2 separate regions of the Homo sapiens genome follow, and region 2 is linked to region 1. Evidence: chromatin loops called from intact Hi-C (ENCODE). Cell type or tissue: mammary epithelial cell. All regions are shown on one strand. Each heading gives the region's core, and the rest is flanking DNA. Links, peaks and the distances in the headings are about the cores only. Region 1 has its middle 59 kb from the start of LINC00410. Region 2 has its middle 210 kb from the start of LINC00410.

What was found. Hi-C counts contacts between places; a loop is a spot of excess contacts. Peaks named below come from ENCODE experiments on the same cell type or tissue, not always from the same donor. Only the 100,000 strongest peaks of a DNase experiment are listed, where the experiment ranks them.
Region 2: it touches region 1 in a loop (2.5-fold over the local background); 3 of 110 quality-filtered maps call a loop at or near these places.

What each region holds. Positions count from the first base shown.
Region 1 is chr13:90,864,887-90,870,278 of GRCh38, reverse strand. No RefSeq gene overlaps it. Among named protein-coding and RNA genes, the nearest start is that of LINC00410, 59 kb to the left of the region's middle. In mammary epithelial cell, for the core only: CTCF peaks have their summits at 1,787 (motif pointing right) and 2,813 (motif pointing right); a DNase peak (open chromatin) is centred at 2,798; H3K27me3 peaks cover 120 bases.
Region 2 is chr13:90,714,652-90,720,043 of GRCh38, reverse strand. No RefSeq gene overlaps it. Among named protein-coding and RNA genes, the nearest start is that of LINC00410, 210 kb to the left of the region's middle. In mammary epithelial cell, for the core only: no CTCF peak of the experiment used is centred there; a DNase peak (open chromatin) is centred at 2,383.

The DNA of each region.
Region 1 (5,392 bases), core at 283-5,282:
CACTGATTTGATAATTATATAATTTATATGTATCAAAACATCATGTTGTACCCCATAAATACGTACAATTATTATATGTCAATCACAAGTTTCAAATAAAACCCCACAGAAAGCTAGTGCAGTTTCCTGAGGAAATAAAATATCAAAGGAGGTTTGTAATAGAGATCGGGAGTTGCATTCAAATGGAATAAATCATATATTCTATTTCTGCCCACTAACATCTGGGCAATTTTCCAATGCAATAAGAATTCAATAAATTTATAAACTATTACTAGAGCATGCAGGCCTCTTGTTTTTAAGTGTGTATAAAGATTGTTTACTAGCTGGAAGAGGTAACTCATGCCTGTAATCCTAGTATTTTGGAAGGGTGAGGTGGGCAGATTGCTTGAGCCCAGGAGTTCAAGATCAGCCTGGGTAACATGGTGAAACCTGGTCTCTACAAAAAATGCAAAAACTAGCTGAGCATAGTGGCAGACACCTGTGGTCTCAGCTACTCAAGAGGCTGAGGTGGGAGGACTGCTTGAGCTTCAGGAGGTCGGGGATGCAGTGAGCCAAGATTGTGCCACTGAACTCCAGCCTGGGTGACAGAGCAAACCCTGTCATAAAAAAACAAAAAAAGTTAAAAAACGATTTTTTACTGGTACTTAAAATGTAAAAAATTAATAACTTAATAACTACAATTTTTGTAACTATTTACTTTTACTGATTTTTATTCTCCAGTCCAAATATAGCACATGGGGAAAATAGATAGATGAAGAAATATAAAACCAGACTTTTAAAAGAAGTTTGTTTTTAAGATCTGCAGCTGAGATGTGAGATAGAGGAGCTTAGCCTAAAGGAAATGCATTTGTTTCTGTGTCACTGCTCATAAATCTAGTTATACATTTCTTTTCTTTCATTCTCAACTTTCCAGATGAGAAAAGTTTTACTAAGATAAGGGAATATATTTTTTATGTATCCTTTAGAGCAGCTTTCTGGATAGAAATATAAGCAGTTGCATTTTTAAATAACTGGTTTTGTTAAACAAACTATAGTCATCAATAAATTCACCTACCTTTGCTTAAACTCAGCATCGTGCAAAGAAACATATTTGGTTTCCAATGCCAACTATATTTTTGAGTTCTTGAATGAGCAGCCATTGATTCTAGAATCAATCCTTTGGGCTGCTTTATTGGAGTAATCACTTAAGGCTAGGACAGTTTGTTTTTTCCAAGTTCAGGATTCATCCAGGCAGGTTTTAGGAATTACTTCGTATTATATTGAGTATACTCATATAAATATATTGCAAATAAAATATAATTTGTAATTCATTTCTGATAAAGTTCATCTGAAGATAAATTACCCTTGAACAACATGGGTTTGATCAGCATGGGTCCACTTATATGCAGTTTTTTCAATAAATATATTGGAAATTTTTTGGAGATTTGTGACAATTTGAGAAAACACGCAGATGAACTGCATAACCTAAAAAGTCAGAAAATTAAGAGAAAGTTAGGTATGTCATTAATGCATAAAATATACGTAGATACTAGTTTATTTGTTAAATTGACTATGTATTTGTTAAATTGACCAGTAAATCTTCTGGTCAACAGTGGGCTATTAGTTCTAAGTTTTGGGGAACTCAGAAGATATATACAGATTTTTTACTGCATAAGAGTGGCACCCCAATCCCTGCATTGTTCAATGGTCAACTGTATTGCTATTTTACTATTAAAATTATCTCATAAATATTGATGAAATCATTGATTTAACTGATAATTCATTGTACATGGCATCAGAGTCAGTCCACAAGGGGGCTCCCTTGCTCTAATTTTCAGAATTTTCCCTTAAAATGGATTATGACACTTTGGAAGATTTTTTATCTTTGCAAAAGAATTTAATAAACCAATTTTAAATGCACCAGAAACTCTGAAATATATTAATGGGTCACATTAACCTGAAAGAAAGAAGTACAGCCTCCACACTCTCTGGGGCATGTCATTTTCCTTAGTGAAAAACTTTCTTCACTGAATGTTATCTTGGTAGTCAAGTATGACAAAGTTGTGCTTCTCTAAGTTGTGCAAAACCAACTATATCACTGATTGCCTAAACACTGCAAGACAAATAACATAATTACAATGGTTAAGATCTGTAAGACCTTCAGGATTTCCAAATGACAAATGCTATTTCAAATGGGCAGCCACATAGCACACAAAACTAGACTTTTGGTTTATAAAAACATTTTTATAACATCTTTTTTAAAAAAGAAAAATAATCCTATTTATTCCTTCAATAAAATAAGATTTGAAAGCATTTGAAAATATCTAGTCAACTAAGCATCTGTTAGTTACTTTTTCAGGAATGCCACTGTTTATTCTGTTTGGTTCAGAAAAATATTTGAGTGCTGGTTTCATCGCAAATACTGCTTTGAAAACCAGAGAAGTTTTTAAACTTCTCTGATATCCCAAGCAGCTCACAGTTTCCAAGTGGAGAGTGAAACAGAAACAATCATACAGCAAAATGATGGAGGTGCTGAATAATACAGGGGGTTTTGCATCTTGATAAGCCAGAAAAGAAGACTGAATTTACCTCAGGTTTAAATATATCTGAATATAATGCATTATTTGACCTTTTTTAAGGCAAATACTTGTTGCTTCTTTTGCCTTGTACCAGTTGATGTGCTTCATAATATTTGCACATCCTCTTATATCATCCTTCCTCATACCGTGCAGTGGGTGTGACCATTAGCTTCCATTTCAGGCCTTTGAGCACCATTATTTCCCCTGTCAACAATGGAGGACTGATTAATCCCGACGCCCAGTTCGGCCTCTAGGTGGTGCACAAGTCTTTTTTGTTGTAAAGCTGACATCACACCTCTGATTAGTCTCTCTTTTCTTAACAAAGAAATTTCTCAGAAAACACTGCTATAGGCTTTCAAGTCTCACAAGATTCCATGAGTAGCAACCAATTCACAGGAGGAATAAAACACATGATGGGAAGGTTTTTGTTTTTGTTTTAGGATGGAGTCTAGCCCTGTCACCCAGGTTGGAGTGCAGTGGCACCGTCTTGGCTCACTGCAACCTCCGCCTCCCAGTCCCTGTTCAAGCAATTCTCCTGTCTCCCGAGTAGCTGGGATTACAGGGGCCGGCCACCATGCCCAGCTAATTTTTGTATTTTTAGTAGAGGTGTGGTTTCGCCATGTTGGCCAGGGTGGTCTCAAACTGACCTCAGGTGATCCACCTGCCTCGGCCTCCCAAAGTCCTGGGATTACAGGCGTGAGCCACCGCGTCCAGCCTGATGGGAAGTTTTGTGTTACCAAGAGCAACACTAAAATCACTGAAATGTTTTTAAAAGGGGGGAAGGATAGAAACAGGGTAGAAGAATGGTTGCTAAGACTGGCGGAAAGGGAAGTGGGGAGCTGTTTGTCGAAGAGTACAAAGTTTCAGTTGTGCAAGATGAATCAGCTCTGGAGATCTAATGTACACAGAGTGGTGACTGTAGCTAACAATACAGTATTGTGTACTTGACATATGCTTAGATCTGAAGTGTTCTCACCACACACACACACACACACAGTAACCGTGCAAGTGACAGATATGTTAATTTGCTCGATTGTGGGATCATTTCACAATGTATATGTTTATCAAAAGGTCAAGTTGTAGATCTTAGATATACACAATTACTACTTGTCAATTATACCTCAGTAAAGCTGAACAAAAAGAGGGGTGTTGGGGGATATTGAACTTTTGGAATGATAGATATGAGCTGACCATGGAAGGTAAGCTCTAAAACGTCAAGGATCTTTGTCTTTTTCTTTCCCCATTTTTGTATCTCTAGCACCTAGTTTATAGTAAACATTCAAAAATTACTTGTTTAATAATTTGCATCCCTAACACATTTCCTTTTAAGACTCAGAGAGTGAATATTTTTGAGTTTGTTGGCCATACAGATTGTATAGCAGCTATCCAACTGCAGTCTTCATGAGAAACTAGCATAGCCAATATAAGAAAATGCATCGTTCTGTTCCAGTAAAACTTCTTTTACAAAAACAGCTGGCTAGCCTACTAGCAGTGGCTTGCCAAACCCTGGTCTGGACTCTTCTACTCCTGCTAATGCAGTTCCTTGGGTGTTCAACATTTTAGAAATTGATACTTCAAGCTTGTGAAAAAGAGATACTATGGCCGTGTGGAATCATGCCTTGAAAATTACATTAGAACCTTTTTGCTTATATGAGAGATCAATAGAAATGATGAATTCATGATTATTATCTATATTTCTCTCTTTTGGAGGTTGTGATTCTTTTGTGAGCACCACTAATTATATTGGAAGAGTCTCTCCAATCCCATATTTCATGTTGATCATAGCTTTGGGAATAAGTAGTAATCTCTCGTGGGGTAGAATAAGTAGAGGTCTTTCCCATCTGCTTGTTTTCAGTTTAAATGTTTATTTGCCCTATAACTGTAATATTTTCATTACCAGAATCACTTAGAAAAAAACATACAATAAAAAAATCTGCCTCAAAACTTTGCTCTATTTAATTCAGCAAGAAAGACTATGAGCCTCAGGATACGTAAGTTTTACTGTACTTCTTAAAGAACTAAACTTTAGTTCTTTAAAGTTCAGTGGCAAACCCTGCTTTTGTGATTCCACATTCTCTCAGCCACTGCATCCACACCTTCAACCCCTGCATGTCACTGCAGTAAGTGTTGGTGAAGGTGCAACGACCACAACAACAACCCTCCACAGAGAGAGATACCCTCGAAAAGAGAACAAGGATGCACTAAGATCCTCTGCTTCTAATTTATTAATGTTTTTTACATTGTATCAGTTAAGTTTTCTGTGTCAACTTGTCTGAGCCATGGGATGTCCAGGTATTTATTCGAATATAATTCTGAGTGTTTAATATTTGAATCAGCAGACTAAGTAGAGGAGATTGCCCTTTCTAATGTGGGTGGACCTCATTCAATCAGCTGAAGGCCTAAATAGAACAACATGGCATAAGTTCTACCTAGTAACACCTGAAGGCCTTCAAAGTGCGATATCAGCTTATTTCCTGCTTTGGACTGAAACTAAGCCATAGGCACTTGTGGGTTTCCAGCTTTCTAACTCACCCAGCAGATCTTGGGACTTGCCAGCCTGCATAATCATATGAGTCAATTCCTTATAATAAATTTCTTTCTACATCTTATTGTTTCTCTGAACAACCCTGACACATCATCTCTCTTTAAATATAGATATGTTAAATATATATAATATATATATAATACGTATATATATACACGTGTGTGTGTGCGTGTGTGTGTGTGTGTGTGTATATATATATATATATGAAAGGAACGTGCTACTCCCATAGAGAGGAAAATGTGGTTGGTATCCTAAATTGGAACATCAATGTTTTCCTAGTATACTCTGA
Region 2 (5,392 bases), core at 307-5,306, 150 kb after region 1:
TGAAAGAAAGCTGATATTCATGAGAATTTCAAGTAATCATGTAGCCATTAAGGCAGAGATTTTTGAATAGGCAAGAGAGCCTGACTTACACTGTACCTATCCAGTGTCTACCATATTCTAACTAGTTAAATTTTTGAGATTGAAGAGGGCATTTAAATCAAGCCCTGCATCCTACTGAAATACTTGGGCACATTGCTTTAAACATCCGTTGAGTTTTTTGCTCATACTGTTCCCCTATGGCACAATACTGAGCTCATTATTCTCATCTCATTCAAATTCTCTCATTCTTTAAGAAGTAGTTTAATTCTCTTAACTCCCCCAAAGGCCTTCTTAAACATCTTCACCTGAAATAATTTCCAGGATCACTATGCTCCTAGAGTATTGTTACCACGGTAACTAGTATCTTTATGACTACTAAGAAATGGCCTTCTATATCTCATTTGCACTGTAATTGTGTGACATATCACTTCTGTGTCTTATTTCTCCATGAGACAACAGGATCTGTTTTGGGAGACTGTAATGTGTTGCACAAAACACTGGAAAATTTTTGGAACCAGAGACGTGCTATGCATTCTCTCAGTGACCTTTAGCAAATGATTCAATCTCTGTAAGTCCCAGTCCTTTTATTTACAAGAATGAGTTGGACATCCATCTTTACATTTAAAAGACTTGGCATAGCCCAGATGGTAAGGGCTCAAAATTTGTCAATCTCAACTTCTTTTTTTTTTAATCAGAGGCCATATCTTGTATTGCTTTTTTCTCTGCAGTACTTATATTAGTGTCTTGCCATTTACTTTGAAACACAAGTGTATGGAATTGATTTTGCTTAATAAAGAAAAAGAAAATGTGCCTTGCTAAAGTATGGCAAAGGAACTATGTGAATATTCTTATATATAACATGAAGACTTGTCCCACTGCTATTGATTGCAGGGAAGCTGTATCCGCAGCTAGATTCTGATGGTGCCCATCAATCAGAAATGGTCTGAACTGAATAGATTAAAAACATTAGGCAGCCAATGAGGAAAGAGGCAGAACATTAAACAAATTTAGGTTTTTCCAGCAGTATTCTAAGTCTCCAACTGGAGAACAAATTACACATATTCTTACTAGTGAAAGAACTTTAAGTCATGTGGTTTTCTTTTAAGCCTCATTTATTTATACAAATCACACAATCAATTATAATACCCTTGTAGGAGAAGAATTGCATATCTTCAAATGCTGAAATAGATTCGAATGCAAACTACAGTGCAGTTTTGCCTCATGCAAAACAGCTCTCTCGATTCACATCATGTTTCTTTTCGCTCCCACTTGTGATTATATTTTCTTGTGCTTGACATACTGAACTGGAATAAACGGGATATTTTTGATGCTAGAGATGTTGACAACTGATATAATTAGGATGTGGAGTGAAATTATTTTGATTTGGGGTTCAGTTGTTCCAAGCAGGAGGGTCGTGGATAAAAACACAGGAGCTTTTCTTGTCCACTTCATCCACATCGCCTGGAAAAATCAATTGTTTGACAATTGAAAGTGGAGCCCACTCCTGTTCAACAGCAGGTATTGACAGGTAGTGATTAGACACCCAAATGCAACTGTTTTTTTCCAGCCTGACTGCAGGCATTGATTGCTGTGGAATTCTAGCTCTGATTGCAGTGGAATTTGATTTAGATATATGGAATATAGCAAATTACAAGTTAGGTCGGAAAATAAACATCAACTATCCTTTTGTATTTTTAAGGTGGTGTTTTAAGGCCTATAGCCTGAGGTCATAATAGACATTGTAATTACCTCATATTCTTCTTATGTCTCCTCTCCACCAAGGTAAAGCAATTGGAATGTGTTCTTTAGCAAGGATTCTATTTTTCTAAGTAAAGCTAAGTAATTCTATGCATCATACATGTCTATGAAGTGTATGTTTGGCCTTAAGGTGAATAGGAGTAAACATTTTGGTAGTAATGCAAAAAGGTTAATTTGATCTTGGGCTGGTGAACGTTGTGTGATGGTGGATGAACCCAGTGACCTCTGGGGTCATATGATTTCATAGCTGGAGAGGGGTGAAATTGACATCATTGTTATTAATAGGAAGAGGCTGGATAAAAACGCCAGGGTTCTCTAAGCTGTACATAAGTGAAGAATTTCTTTGTTCAGCAAAACTGCTGTGTGCAGCCAGGGGTGGTTAAAATACATTACACTGAGATTCTGGAAACCTAGGTTCTCTTCCTTGCTGGTTCTCTAACTAGCAATGTGACCTCGGCCAGTCAATTAACCTCTCTGCATTCCTTTCCTTGCATACAAAACAGGGAGAACAATACCTGCTTTTTCTGACTTTCAGGATTGTTTTCCAATTCGACTAAGATAAAACATGTGGAAGTGTTTTGGAATGTGTTGTGCAGCATACAAATGGAAGTTAATAATCATTGCCAACTCTGTTTATGACTCCTTTTCTTTCAAAGGCTGTCCTTGCTCAAAATGAGTCATTCCTCTTACTGCAATTACTTCAAACTGATTATGCGTTCATTTTTTTCCCCCAAGCATTCCACAGCCACACCACATCCACTGTAGGTCTCTTGCTTGTGTCCTTACAATTTTTCTTTTGTGTACTGCCTTATGTCTTTCCAATCAAGCTTGCCTGTCATTCAGTAGTTGTTTTTGGACATAGATATTGCCCATTAAATATGTTTTCTCAGCACAGTAGAATTAACTTTTAGTAAATGATGTATCTGTATTTGACACTGCACCATGTTCCCAGACCTTGTTCTTAGCCATATGCTGTTATAAATGTGCTGAATGACACATGGCTCATAGGTGATATTAAGAGACCAGATATGGCTATTCTAAGAATTCCATGTCTAAGAAAGCTTCACCTTACTGCAGCTGGTAAGTCAATATTTTATGATAAGAAGTTTGATATTCTGTACATCCCCCCCGATGGTTACTTTATCCTACTTGGTCCCTAGAAAATCAGGCCAAGAAACATACCTAATTGTTTCTTTTATGTACTTGCAGGGCCTCAAACCCTGCCTCCAGATCTGTTTCCATTATCTGACTCCTGCTTTTAAATCAGTTAGATTTACTATGGAACAGCAGTGTTGTCAGAACTTACCAATATATACCTTAGAACGCTAAACATTTACAACATTAACAGGATTGATAGAATACTGTTAATGACAGGTAAGTTTAGCAGGATATGCAAATGAAAGATTTGGGGACAAGATCTCCTCCCCTTCTAGAGTCCATATTCATAAACCTTTGGGAATTTCATTTACCTAAATAGGTCCTTCTTCACCATATCAAAGTATCTGGTGTCAGCCTGCGTGACAGGGCATGAATGATGGAAAGCAGCCCCAGAGTGGGTCTACCTAACATAACAGGTCCCATGAATGGAAATCAGCTGAGGGAAGCACAGAACTTGCTGCTGCTGCCATTGCTCATTCACTACTTCATTTCTTACTCAAACTCTAAACTTCACTCCAGATTATCATAATCAGTTCCACCAAAAAGCTTACCACACGGGTGTTCTGGGAAATTATTAGAAACAAGAGGCTGTGAGTCCACTGTATACCAGGGCTGCGTCTGTGCAACTGACTTCATACTAGGCTCTTTGTGTCTGTACTTGGGTTGTAGTTGTTTTTAGAGCCACGGACTCATGTTCTCTGGTAAGGAGTTTTCATGGCCAAGCCCATCTGCCATGCCCTGGAAAATATAAGAACAGAGACCTTAGCCATGGTCCAAATTGCTAACTTTTGGGGATAACTGCTAGCTCAGGATTCATAGCCTATGATCTCCTATAGGCTGGGGGTTGTTGGCCGGAGGAAAAGAGGTAGTTTCACAAAAAGTAGATTTGAAGATGGGAAGATAATTACTCGGATATACCTTACGATTGATGTAACATCTGACTGAGAAATTATCCTTGGACTATAAAATATTTGAGCTCTTTCAAAATATAGCAAGTCATATTTTCTCTGACTGACTGAGTACATCATCTTAAAACTACACTCCCTGAGATTGGTTTCACATAAGCCACATTTGGATGGCTTTAGAACTAACTGTAGGGACAGCATTTCTAGACATAACAGAACACTATGTTTATAAATCCAAATGTCAACTTCCAAGGTTATATTCTTGAAGACCAGATATGAATGAGATTAGCAAAGAGATACATTTTCTTAGAAGTCACAAATCTGGGTTACATGGGCATGCAAAGATTTTTGATATTTCATTGATATCTGCCATAGATTCAGACACTACTTATTTAGTCTTTATTACTACCCTAAAGACAGGGAGAGAGTTGGAATCTTAAATATATTTGAAGTACTTTTAGAGGCAAAAGGCCTTTTTTTCAGTATTAGCTAGAAGACGACAGACTCCAGCTGCTTTATAACTTGTAGGGAAATTAGAAAACTTGTTTTCCTAATCTCTGGCATGTGGGCAGCCTGCATTATCTTTCCCTCCCTCCCTCTCTTCTGCTGGCCCCATTTGGCACTATTATCTATTAGACTTGCTCCATATATCAGTAGGCATCTAGAAGAAAGTGTGGCAAAGCACATTTGCTTTTCCTTGGCCATTCGCCTCTTGTGCCCAATATCAAAGGCCAGTTTATTAAACTGAGACATAAATTCACAAATTTTGGAAAAATATCAGTGTGGTGTTTAATTTTATGTGCACCTTGGCTAGGCCATGGCACCCAGATATTTGGTCAAATATTATTCTAGATGTTTCTGTGAAGGGGTTGTTAGATGAGATTAATATTGAAATCAGTAGACCTTGAGTCAAGCAAATTGCACTCCATAATGTGGGTAGGCCTCAACCAATCAGTTGAAGGCCTTAAGAGAAAAAAAGACTATACTCCCAGGAAAAGAGGATTCTGTTGGAAGATTAACTTCATACTTGAACTGCAACAAAATCAGCTCTTCCCTGGGTCTCCAGTCTGCCACCGACCCTGCAGAATCTGGAATTGCCAGCTTCCATTATAATGTATACCAATTCCTTAAAATTTCCAGATAGATAGATAGATAGATAGATAGATAGATAGATAGATAGATAGAAAGATAGATAGATAGATAAAGACATGTATCTAGCTATACACATTCTATTGGTTCTGTTTCTTAGGCAAACCCTGACTAATACATTCAGGTAATTTCAGAATTATCCACATATAAGGAAGAATATTTATAGTTTCAGTGAACTTAGGTTTTCTCCTTTCCTGCATAGGGGAAGTGAAGATTTGGTCCTTCATAAAGAGCGTGTCCTCCCAGAAGCTTCTCCACTCTTGACTTGGCTCCACCACTGCAGTTTGCCTACCTCACAACATGCAGGACTTCAATTATTATTCATTATCATCATCATTTTGGCTATGAAAGCCAAAATGTAAAAATCTCATGCCTTCTACAGA